2 separate regions of the Homo sapiens genome follow, and region 2 is linked to region 1. A link is a loop called in an ENCODE intact Hi-C map of the cell type or tissue named here. Cell type or tissue: IMR-90. All regions are shown on one strand. Links, peaks and the distances in the headings refer to the core of each region. The heading gives the core; the rest is flanking DNA. Region 1 holds the start of TRPC3 (transient receptor potential cation channel subfamily C member 3). Region 2 overlaps TRPC3 (transient receptor potential cation channel subfamily C member 3).

Evidence for each region. Peaks named below come from ENCODE experiments on the same cell type or tissue, not always from the same donor. Only the 100,000 strongest peaks of a DNase experiment are listed, where the experiment ranks them.
Region 2: a loop joins it to region 1, with 3 times the contacts of the local background. A loop is called at or near these places in 5 of 110 quality-filtered maps.

Annotation. Positions count from the first base shown.
Region 1 is chr4:121,946,933-121,952,258 of GRCh38, reverse strand. It overlaps TRPC3 (transient receptor potential cation channel subfamily C member 3), which reads left to right and starts at 199. Exons shown (of 12, transcript NM_001130698.2): 1 at 199-793. The coding sequence starts at 579. LOC102724158 (a long non-coding RNA gene) reads right to left here and starts at 1,277. Exons shown (of 3, transcript XR_427598.4): 1 at 1,190-1,277. RefSeq lists silencers at 339-608, 1,879-1,988. In IMR-90, for the core only: a CTCF peak has its summit at 1,901 (motif pointing left); a DNase peak (open chromatin) is centred at 1,868; H3K4me3 peaks cover 2,077 bases; H3K27ac peaks cover 1,373 bases.
Region 2 is chr4:121,897,814-121,903,194 of GRCh38, reverse strand. It overlaps TRPC3 (transient receptor potential cation channel subfamily C member 3), which reads left to right. Exons shown (of 12, transcript NM_001130698.2): 9 at 134-343; 10 at 3,500-3,583. Among named protein-coding and RNA genes, the nearest start is that of BBS7-DT, 30 kb to the right of the region's middle. In IMR-90, for the core only: a CTCF peak has its summit at 2,610 (motif pointing left); a DNase peak (open chromatin) is centred at 2,594.

The DNA of each region.
Region 1 (5,326 bases), core at 1-5,000:
TCCCTTCCTTAGGAAACTTGTTTCTGTAGATGCAAAAAGGGCCCTAGATCCTCTGGAAGAGAAAGAGAGTGGGGAGGGGAAGTTTCTCTTTCTTTACTCCCCACCTGCGGTCTGTCTGATTTCCTCTCCAGCTCTGTCTGATAAGGAATTGATTCTCCCCCTCCTCTTCCCCCTCCCGCCCTCCCTCTCCTTCTCCCTGAGTAACGATGCTGTCCTAGCAAGTGATGCTGTCGGAGACAGGAGACGGGCGCCGAGGAGGCATCGCCGCCGCCGCGGGGCTGGAGAGCCTCTCCCAGCACCAGAGCCCCGCTCGGCCCCGGGCTTCCTCGTCGCAGCCACGGCCGCGGCAGCTGCTCCCACGGTTTGATGGTGGGCGGCGGCAGCTCGGCTTCGGCGCTAGCCTCTAACTGCTGGATCGCGGGCCGCGACGCTCTCCGCTCCTGCCTTCCCGCCCTGGGCCGCCCGGGGCCCCGGAAGCCGCGGGAGGTGGTGAAGGGGCGCCGCGGGAAGACTGCACTGCCGCGAAGGCGGAGGAGGCCGGCAGCCGGCACCCCCACACTCGGACCGCAGCCGGCGCGATGTCCACCAAGGTCAGGAAGTGCAAAGAACAAGCAAGGGTGACCTTCCCGGCGCCGGAGGAGGAGGAAGACGAGGGCGAGGACGAGGGCGCGGAGCCGCAGCGCCGCCGCCGGGGCTGGAGGGGCGTCAACGGGGGGCTGGAGCCGCGCTCGGCGCCCTCGCAGCGGGAGCCGCACGGCTACTGCCCGCCGCCCTTCTCCCACGGGCCGGACCTGTGAGTACCGGGCCCGGCCGCGGCCCGCGCCTCGGAGGGCGGTGCCGGGCGGGGGGCGGGAAGGCGCGCGCCGGGCGGCTCCACGTCGAGCCCGGGACCTCCGAGACCCACATGGTACGGCCAGGCAGTTCGATTTGGAGTGATTTGGAGGGGACAGACCTCGGCCGGAGGCTCGCCCCCTCGGTCCCGCGCGGTGGAGGGACACAGGGGCTGCCGAGTGCGTGGCAGGGGCTCTGTCCAGGCTCAAGCACACGGAACAGCCCGCAGGCGGGCACACTGACTTCAGACAAGCATCCTGGCGAGCAGCCACTCCCTGTATTAGAGCCGAGGAGCTCGCACGACTGCTGCCAGGGCTGGGCACCCCTTGGAAGACGGACCCCGGGGTCCCGAGCTTACCCAGGGAGGCCGAGGAAGGGGAAGATGTGCACAGACCCAGGCGCGCACTTGAACCCTGAACTCCTCCCGGGCGTCCCAGCGTGGACTTGGGTCCCCTCCGACGCTCTGGGACGTCGGGGGCGGGGGCAGAGAAGTGGGGAGTAGGGAGGGGACAGTGCGATACAGGGTGTGGGTTGAAGGTTTGCCCAGGCGCCTCGTCTCTCTGTGGTTCAGTCACATTTGGGGTAAAACTGGAACCGAAGCCCTATAGGGTCCCCTGAGGGAGAGAGTGGGCATCGGGCAGCCGGGGAACCGCTTTAGTGATAACTTTGACTGCGGTTCCCAGGCGGTGCAGGGTCAGCGGCTCGCGCCCCGGCGCGCGGGCTCTCTTTTTCTCTTTCTTTCTTTCCCTCTCTCTCTTTCTAAACGAAGGAGCGGTCGGCGCGCTAATGCATGAGAAAGAGCAACTTTTCTTAATTTCCAATCTTGGAGACAGCTTTTAATCAGTGCGAGACGCAGAGAAGATAAAAAGAGGGTGATCGGTTTCACAGGGTGAGATGCTCTGTATTTTTTCTGTCACGTAACACTGGGAGTGCCGCAGGGTTTACTGTCTTTTTTAGGAAGAACGCTCAGAACTAGGTAGAGAACTTGGGGTCGGATGGTGGCGGGCGGCGCAGACCGGCTGAGCCGGGGAGGTGGTTCTCCAGGATGGGGACCGAGGTTCTGCAGCGCCCCCTGCTGCCGGCGAGAGGCCCACCGCCCGAGGCCGAGACCTCCGGGATGACCCCTGCATCCCCAGGATCGCGCGCTGCTCCGCGCGCGCAGAGTCTGCGCCTGGTCAGGCTGGACCTGCCGGTAGAACACAGGAACACAATCAGTGGCTGGGAGTAGATCCCATAGGGAAGAGTTCTGATTTTAAATGAGCGACGCATCCCGATGTGGTTCAGTTATTGCTGAAGATAAGCGTGGAATGGAAACGGCCCAGGAAATGGAGGGAAGGTATATCCTTTGGGATGAAAGCGCCACCAGCTCACTTCCCCGTCTCCCTAAGGTTTTAAAACATTGTCCATTTTTCCTTTTGCCAAATTGGTTTTTATAACGTAGCTGTTTTTTTATTCCTTTTAAAATTCTTCTTTTTTAAAAACCTTAAATCCTGACTACATGAAACACCGGAACTCTTATCTGAGAAAGTAGGGCGGAGCAGAGATTATTCACTTTGCCTTCCGAAATTTGAGGTCAATTACACAAAACCCTAGGGCAAATTCTATTGTAGGCTTGCTGTCTCACTGCTAATAGAACATCTTTTGTATATGTTTGCTAACTTTACGTAATTCAGCAAGTAAATGTTGTGGTATACTTATTTTGTAGAGGTCGAGAAGAAGACCCAGTCATTTTTAAGGAGATATACATTAAAAACGTTTCTTCTAGAGGCAGGGCAGCAAGCTCTTCATGTTTATTTCAGGCCTGTCACTTGGTAACATCGGAGACTAGCTTGATCTCTGTAACAGAGATTAGCTGTTTATTCCACCTTTGAGGAGAATCCGGCCACTGTTTCATAAACAGTGTTTATTTATTGTTGTTTAAAAGTGAACACGACAGCCCTAGGATGGACTCCGAGAAGGATACCCAGGGTCATTTCAGGAGACGGAACAGCATAGCTGAATTTAAAATTGAGCAGGATGCTGAGGGTACAATCCCACCTTTACCAGGATAATTCCTCGGGGTACTTCTGTTGCTGGTTTCACTGCTCCATGCTGCCCTATTCCATGTGGAAATTTTAAATAGACTGACTTGGGAGGAAAAGTGTCACCTGCTGTATCACTAACAAGATTATTTTTACCTGTTGATAGAACTCTTGATTGAACCACTGATTCAAACCAAGACTTCCTTCATCCCAATTGGTTGCAAACCTAGGACCAAGTAATATGTCATTGTAGTGACGGCCTCATTTTTTAAAAATGTTTCAGTTATTCAGTATATGTGATGAATTCCAAAAAAGATATTGGAAGGCAGTTTTCATGAGTCTCAATTCAAGCGTTTCTCAAGCGTGCATATTTGCAAAGTGTAGGCTAGGTACTGCAAGCCACAAAGATAAGCATGACAACTTTCCTGTACTCAAGAAGTTTACAATCTCATGAGGGAGAGGTGGGAATGAGACTGGGCATGAGCAGTTATGCTGTAAATTAGAGTAAAATCAGTTCCGTTTTAAAAAAAAACAACAACAACAAAAACAAAAAAACAAAAAAAAAACCGCAAAGAGTTATAAAGGGTCAAGTGCGAAGAAGAGAAGGACAACATTAAGTTGTGGGGAAATCAAGGAAACCTTTATGGGCCTTGAAGGATAGATAGGACAAGAAGCAGAGACAAGGTAAATACTTAATTCAAGCCCTCTCTTTCCCCAAAATGCCAGGCATGTTTAAGGAATATTAGTTGAGTTTGGTTGGAACATAGATATGTATAGGGGAGCAGTGAGATTTAGCTGGACATGTTGGTTTGAGGCATTAGTGCGGAGGATCCTATATGCCAGGATGAGGCACTAGGGAGCCACTGATTATTTTAAAGTAGCAGTAATTTGAGCAAACCCACTCTGGATTGAAGTGGCAATTAATAGAAAGTGAAGAGACAAATTAGGAGATGACTGTAACTGTCCAGGCTGAGATTAGACTCTGTAATAGTGTAGTGTTGGTGGAATGGAAAGGGGAGAAATTGAGGGAAAAAAAAAAAAACCAGCTAGAATCTATGGAATTTTGCAACTCACTATCCATGATGGCTTTAAAGAGAAAGCAGGATCAGAGACAATTTAGTGATTTTTGACCCAGATAACCAACATGGTTGATGCCATTGTTGACAAGAAAAAAGCAAAGGTGAGGATCTGATTTTTCAGATAGTTCTCTTTTTGTTTTTTTTTTTTTTCTTTTTAAAGGAATAGTGAATGATCAAATATTTCTGATAGAGATGTTAAGCAGGGAAAAGGAAATACAAGTTTAAAGCTGTCTGATGGGAATTGTTACACAGTTGTGTGACTACATGAGATTACTCAAAGGAGTGTGAAGAGAGAAACAAAGGGAGTCCAAGCTAGATTTTGAGGGAAAAAGCTTTTGTTTAGAGGGCAGGGAGAAAAAGCAGCAAGAAATAACATCGATGCACACTCTTCAAAAACTGAAAGATCAAGAGAAAAACTTATGACTCTACTGTTAGAAGAATCAGTCCTTGCACGTATTAGCATACATGCACAAAATCATTAGATTTTTCAGCAATGTTATCTTTAACAGAGAAAGATTTCTAGAAAAAAAATCCTGTTTAGTTTTTCTTTAGAGGAAGTGCTGCCAAAAAATTGTCTTAATAAAAGTAGTTAATTTGTGTTTATATACTACTTCATGCTGTCGTTTATACTCATTCACTTAAATCGCTCCTCTTTAAAGCAGTTTTTTAAATCATTGTCATCACTTACCAAATGAGGAAATTAGTACACAGAGATGTAAAGTAATGTTCTAACGCTTCCCTGGCAAATCAATAATAGATCTTCTGATACTCACCTTTATATGATCAAGGAACCAAAAATGAGTCCACAATGCCTTGTAACTCAGATTACCTAAAACACTTTGTATGTTAGTTTCTGTGGCACTGGTCTTGTATAAATGTTCCAGTCTTGGCTTAGCGTGTGTGTTGGCTCAGGCATTAGACTGGAAGCAGGACTTCCCTCCCTCCCAACCCTGGAGGGAATCAGATTCTCCAAGTGATTGTTGAATCTTAGGGACATGAGTCTGGACTTTGAGTCCAGACTGACTAGTGTTATTAAGAAAGAGGCGGCTTTCTTTACAGTTATAGTTTAATTTTTAAGAACAGCACAGCATGGCATTAGACTTAAGGACTTTATTTTTTTAATTCTTTTTTTTTTTTTTTTTTTGAGACAGAGTCTCACTCTATCACCTAGGCTGGAGTGCAGTTGGTGCAATCATAGCTCATTGCAGACTCAAACTCCTAGGCTCAAGTGATCCTCAAATCTTAGCCTCCCAAGTAACTGGGACTACAGGCACACACTACCATAACTGACTACTTGTAAAATTTTTTGTATCGATGAGGTCTCACTATGTTGCCCAGGCTGGTCTCTAACTCCTGAGCTCAAGCAATCCTCCTACCTCTACCTCCCAAGTTGCT
Region 2 (5,381 bases), core at 332-5,331, 49 kb after region 1:
ATATGTAGATAAATGTGTATAAGTTACCTATTTCAAAAACGTAACTTAGATTCATTGTAAAAAACCTATTAGCAACAGTCACTAGAATATTTAGCATTTAAAATTAGTTTTTTTTTCTATTTTTGTGACACAGGATGACAGTGATGTAGAATGGAAGTTTGCTCGTTCAAAACTTTGGTTATCCTATTTTGATGATGGAAAAACATTACCTCCACCTTTCAGTCTAGTTCCTAGTCCAAAATCATTTGTTTATTTCATCATGCGAATTGTTAACTTTCCCAAATGCAGAAGGAGAAGGCTTCAGAAGGATATAGAAATGGGAATGGGTAACTCAAAGTCCAGGGTAGGTATCGAAAACTTACCAAGACCTTAAAATAAATGTTCTGTCTTTTTTTTCTTGTCTTCTGATGTTTGTTCAATAATTTTTATGTGTGAACTTAGAAGATGTTAAAAGTAACTGTCTAGTCCACAGTCTTTCACAGACTAATACTAAATATTTTCATGATGTTTCAAGAAGTCACTGAGTCGAGGCCCTGCTTTTGATCAGAACATCATATAAACTGCCAGATTAAAAACAAACAAAAAAGCCTTTAACTTGTTAAAAGTAACCAGAAAAGTCACTGTTAGAAAACACTTTGTTTTTGTATGTTCCATGCTTCTCAACTGTTATTCTGAAGTTAAATAGTTTAAACTTCTAGCCTTCTTGGTTTATGTATAGTTCACCACCACCATATTCTCCTTTTTTGTAGAAACTTTTTATTTGACTAAATAATCTTTTTTCCATTAGTGTCATAAAATAGATACAGGCCCAAGAGCATCCTCAAATAACCATAAATACTCATTTTATAAATAAGCAAGAAACCCTTGAGTTATCTCAGTTGAGTCATAGTTTAACAAAGAAGATAATTTTCATGATCATACTTTGTTATCATGAACTAACTTTCAGAGATAGAATGGTATAGATAGAAGGATGTGAGTGAACCTAAATAATAGGGAATGAGGCAGACAGGAACAAATGTGTAGAGTTAAAATATAACTTTTTCTAAAATTATGAAAATGGTCTGTAGCTATAACATCCTAAAAGCCCACGAGATATCAATGTTATCCCCATAAAGCATAGGCCTTCCTGAGTGAAGGTAGATATTTTTTCTCGTTGAAACTAGGCGAAAAAGTTAAGATTAGTGCAATTTAATTTATTGCTTTTTAAAATTGTTGTGAATCTTCAAGAATTGTATTCTTTAAGAAAGTGACCTTTTAAATCTTTTTTTGTTTGACCTGGATATGGGCTCTTAAGGCTATTGAATTACAAGTCAGCGATTGGTTGTGACAGCCCATGATTTAAAATAATACCTCATGTATGTAGTGAGAAGCAGTATAAGACAAAGAAGAGAGCTTCGACATTAGACCTGGATTTGAATTGTGGCACTTAGGGCTTATTAACAAGGAACATGGATAAATCACTTCACTACTCTGAGCCTTAATTGTCCACGAATTGTAGACAATTGTCTAACTTTGTAGAGTTGTTGTGAGGATTACATGAGATCTACAAAATTCCAGCCTCAACAAATATCAGTGCCCTTCCTCATTCACAGTTTACAAAGTGCTTTCCTGTACATTTGAACCTCATGCAACGCTGTGAGGTAGGTATTATCATTATTCCCATTTTATAGATAAGACAATTGAAGCTATTCAGATAATTTGCTTATGCAAGGTCACATTAACTGACCAGTGTGGGGTAGGTGCAGAATTCAAGTATTTTAGCATCAGATGCCTAGCTCTCTCTGCGGCACCTGGATGCCTCATGTTCAGCACCTGAGTCCACCCTTGGTTACTGGCCCACTTCCTCTCAGCGAGGTGTACCTTCAGCTGTGCGGTAGCTGGTCTCTTAAAGGAGCCAGGCTCTAGTTGTCATCCTGGGCAGCTCCTGCTGCTACTGAAATTGACTTTGCTTTGAGGGACTTTTGTTTTTCTGGGGATTTATTAACTGAAGCTTTATTGCAAAAAAGAAAGTCTCTCAAGTGTGGGAGCTCACAACTCTTGCACTTCACAGAACACACCTTGAGTTTTCTTTCTGTAGGCAACAGGTCTCACTGACTTCATTCCTGATATTATCATAATGTAGAAGGGAAAATACTAAACGTCAGGTTGAGAAGAGCACACGCAGTAGGCTTGTGGCTACCTAGACCACTGTAAAGAAAATACAGCCTGTTCACAGGAACAAGAAGGAAGCATTACATTTAGGCTGTCCTCTCCTGCCTGTATCGTACCATTGACAGGAAAGAATAGCTTTTCTCAGAGAAGATGCTGGAAATAGAAAGTTGGACACTGATCTCTCAGGAGGCTTGTTCCTCGACTTCCCACTCTTCCCATATCTGGTTAAAAACTGCCACAATAAATAATAAAATTTTGATTTCATTTTTAAAAATTTTGCATATAGCTGTTTACATCTCTTTAATATTACTCATATTCATAGATACTCTTCATGTATTGAATGCAGCAGAAATTTGGAGAAATTATACTTTTCTATTTCTCTTTTTTAGAAGAGAGGAAGGAACCTCAAGAAATCTTTCCAGCTAACCTAGACAGCTAACCTCAGTCAGCAATCAGATACTGGCCTCCAGTGGCCGATTGGAGAATTAACTTTGTTAGCTAAGGTTTTCTCCAGGCACAATTGTAAGAGAACAAATGAAGGTCCTTGCCTATCAGTGGCACTTCCTTATCTCTTAGCATCCCACACCTTCCTGAGTTATAATGGTGGGAAGTTAGGTGGTGAGGTAAATCATCTCTTTGGCTAGAGGGCCATGTGTTTGAATCACACCTTACAGTGGCAGAGCTTGGCCACAGATAAGAGGCCCTGCTCGTATACATGAAGACTAGGTATTACCTGTGTGTTCCTCTTGCTTCCTGTTCCTACCCACTCAAAAGCTAAACCTTAAAAAGAAAAAGAGAGAAAAGAAAAGGAAACCAAAATTCTTTAGCCCAATTCTCTCCAAAATTGTGAACCTGGCTTAGCATAAGGCCAAGATGCTTTGGAAGATGTGTTATTTTGGCTAATATTTTAGGGCTGCAAAATACCAAATGGTGCCATCTGAACCTGCAATATGTTTCTATTCAAATCTAGAAGAGGAACTTAGGCTCAGGAACAGATCAAACTTCTATGGAATTTGGCCTTCTAGATGCCTTGAGTACATTTTGATAAAGTATACAAGGTCCCCAGGGAAAATTATGTTTATTATGAGCCAATTTTTAACATATATTTTCCATTAAATAGTTCTATTACAGTAGTACATCCTGCCAACATTTTGATAAATGTGAGCATATTGCTCACAGTAATTTTAACCTTTGGGAATATATTACATCACTTACAAAGCTCAACTTCCACAAAATGTTTCTTGGGAATGTTGACTCCAGAAATGTTATCAAGGAGAATAAATGGATTATATTTTTTATTCCAAATGAATGTATTCTAATTTACTAGGTTAATTGTATTTTTTCCTAGTTAAACCTCTTCACTCAGTCTAACTCAAGAGTTTTTGAATCACACAGTTTTAACAGCATTCTCAATCAGCCAACACGTTATCAGGTAAGCATTCATTAGACGTATCTCTTGATCTCTATGTGATTCCATATATGTCTGCGTGTGTGTTTGTGTGTGTGTCATGAGTTGAGTTATATTCTTGAGATATACCATTATACCATGAGGATAGTTCAGAACAAAGAAAATGATTCAACACCTGTGAAATTTTTTAAAAAAAAATTAAAAATAAAAGAAAATAGTATGTTAGTTGGAGGAGACTTTAGAAATCAGAGTCCAAGTCCTTCATTTTTTTAACTAAGAGTTCCTCTCACAATATTGAAAGCAAAGTGTTGCTACAATTGCCAAATAATGTATAACTTAAACTGGAGAAAGCAGTAGAAGACAGAGTATGTTAGAATGAATAATGCTCCCATGGCAGGAAAACTTGTTTTTTCTCTAGGTTTTTCTTTCAGGTGATCCATTTTTTAAATGGATTGTTTGGCTATACTGTTTCATGAGTGCTACTTTAAAATATCTTTTGCATTTTGATACTGGATGTGACATTTGAACACTATTCTCCAACTCAGGGGAAGTTATAGCCCTTTGTTTTTCATCTCGTTGATCATTTCGATCATCAAGTCTTTGACTTTCTAATGTGTATAAGTTCACAAAAGTGACGATCAAGGAATTTATAATATATTGGTGATGTCCGTTACTGCGTATTGTTCTATTTTTTATCCAATTTTTTTAGAAGCAGGAAACCACAAAATGGCTCAGCCCACTGATTGTCAAAGTCTTTTTTTTAAGAAAATTTTTGTAAATTTTACATATTTGTTTATTTTTGTTTTATTGGTTTTGTCTAACTTTATTTTTAATTGATAAATAATTATACTTACTCATTGTCTACATAGTGATGTTTTGATACATATGTAGGAATCAGATCAGGGTAATTAGCATATCCATCATCTCAGACATCTATCATTTCTTTGTGTTGGTAACATTCAGTATCCTCCTTCTAGCTATATGAAACTATATAATATTAATATATCATTGTTAACTATGGTCATGCTATAGTGGTATAGAACAGTGGTCCCCAACCTTTTTGGCACCAGGGACCGGTTTTGTGGAAGACAATTTTTTCACAGATGGGGTGGAATGATGGTTTCAGGGTGAAAGTGTTCCACCTCAGATCTTCAGGCTCTTCAGGCATTAGATTCTCATAAGGAGTGCACACCCTAGATCTGTCACATGTGCAGTTCACAATAGGGTTCACAATAATAGGAGAATCTAATGCCGCTGCTAATCTGACAGGAGGTGGAGCTCAAGCGGTAATGCTCGCTTGCCAGCCTGTCACTTCCTGCTGTGCAGCCTGGTTCCTGACAGGCCACGGACAGATGCCAGTCCTTCATCTGCGGGTTGGGGACTCCTGGTGTAGAACACTAGAAGTTATTCCTCCTATCTAGCGGTAATTTTGTATCCTTTAACAAATCTCTCCATATCCCTCCCTACCCCTTACCCTTCCCAGTCTCTAGTATCCTTCGTCCTACATTTTACCTCTGTGAGATCAACTTTTTTTAGCTTCCACATATGAGTTTATGAGTTAGAACATGCGGTGCTTAACTTTATGTTCCTGGCTTATTTCACTTGACATAATGTCCTCCAGTTCCATCCATGTTGCTGCAAATGATGGGATTTCAATCTTTTTTATAGCTGAATTGCATTCCGTTGTGTATATATACTACATTTTTTATACATTCATCTGCTGTTAGACACCTAGGTTGATTTCATATTTTGAATATTGTGAATAGTGCTGCAATAAAACATGTGGGTGCAGTTGTCTCTTTGATATAATGATTTCTTTTCC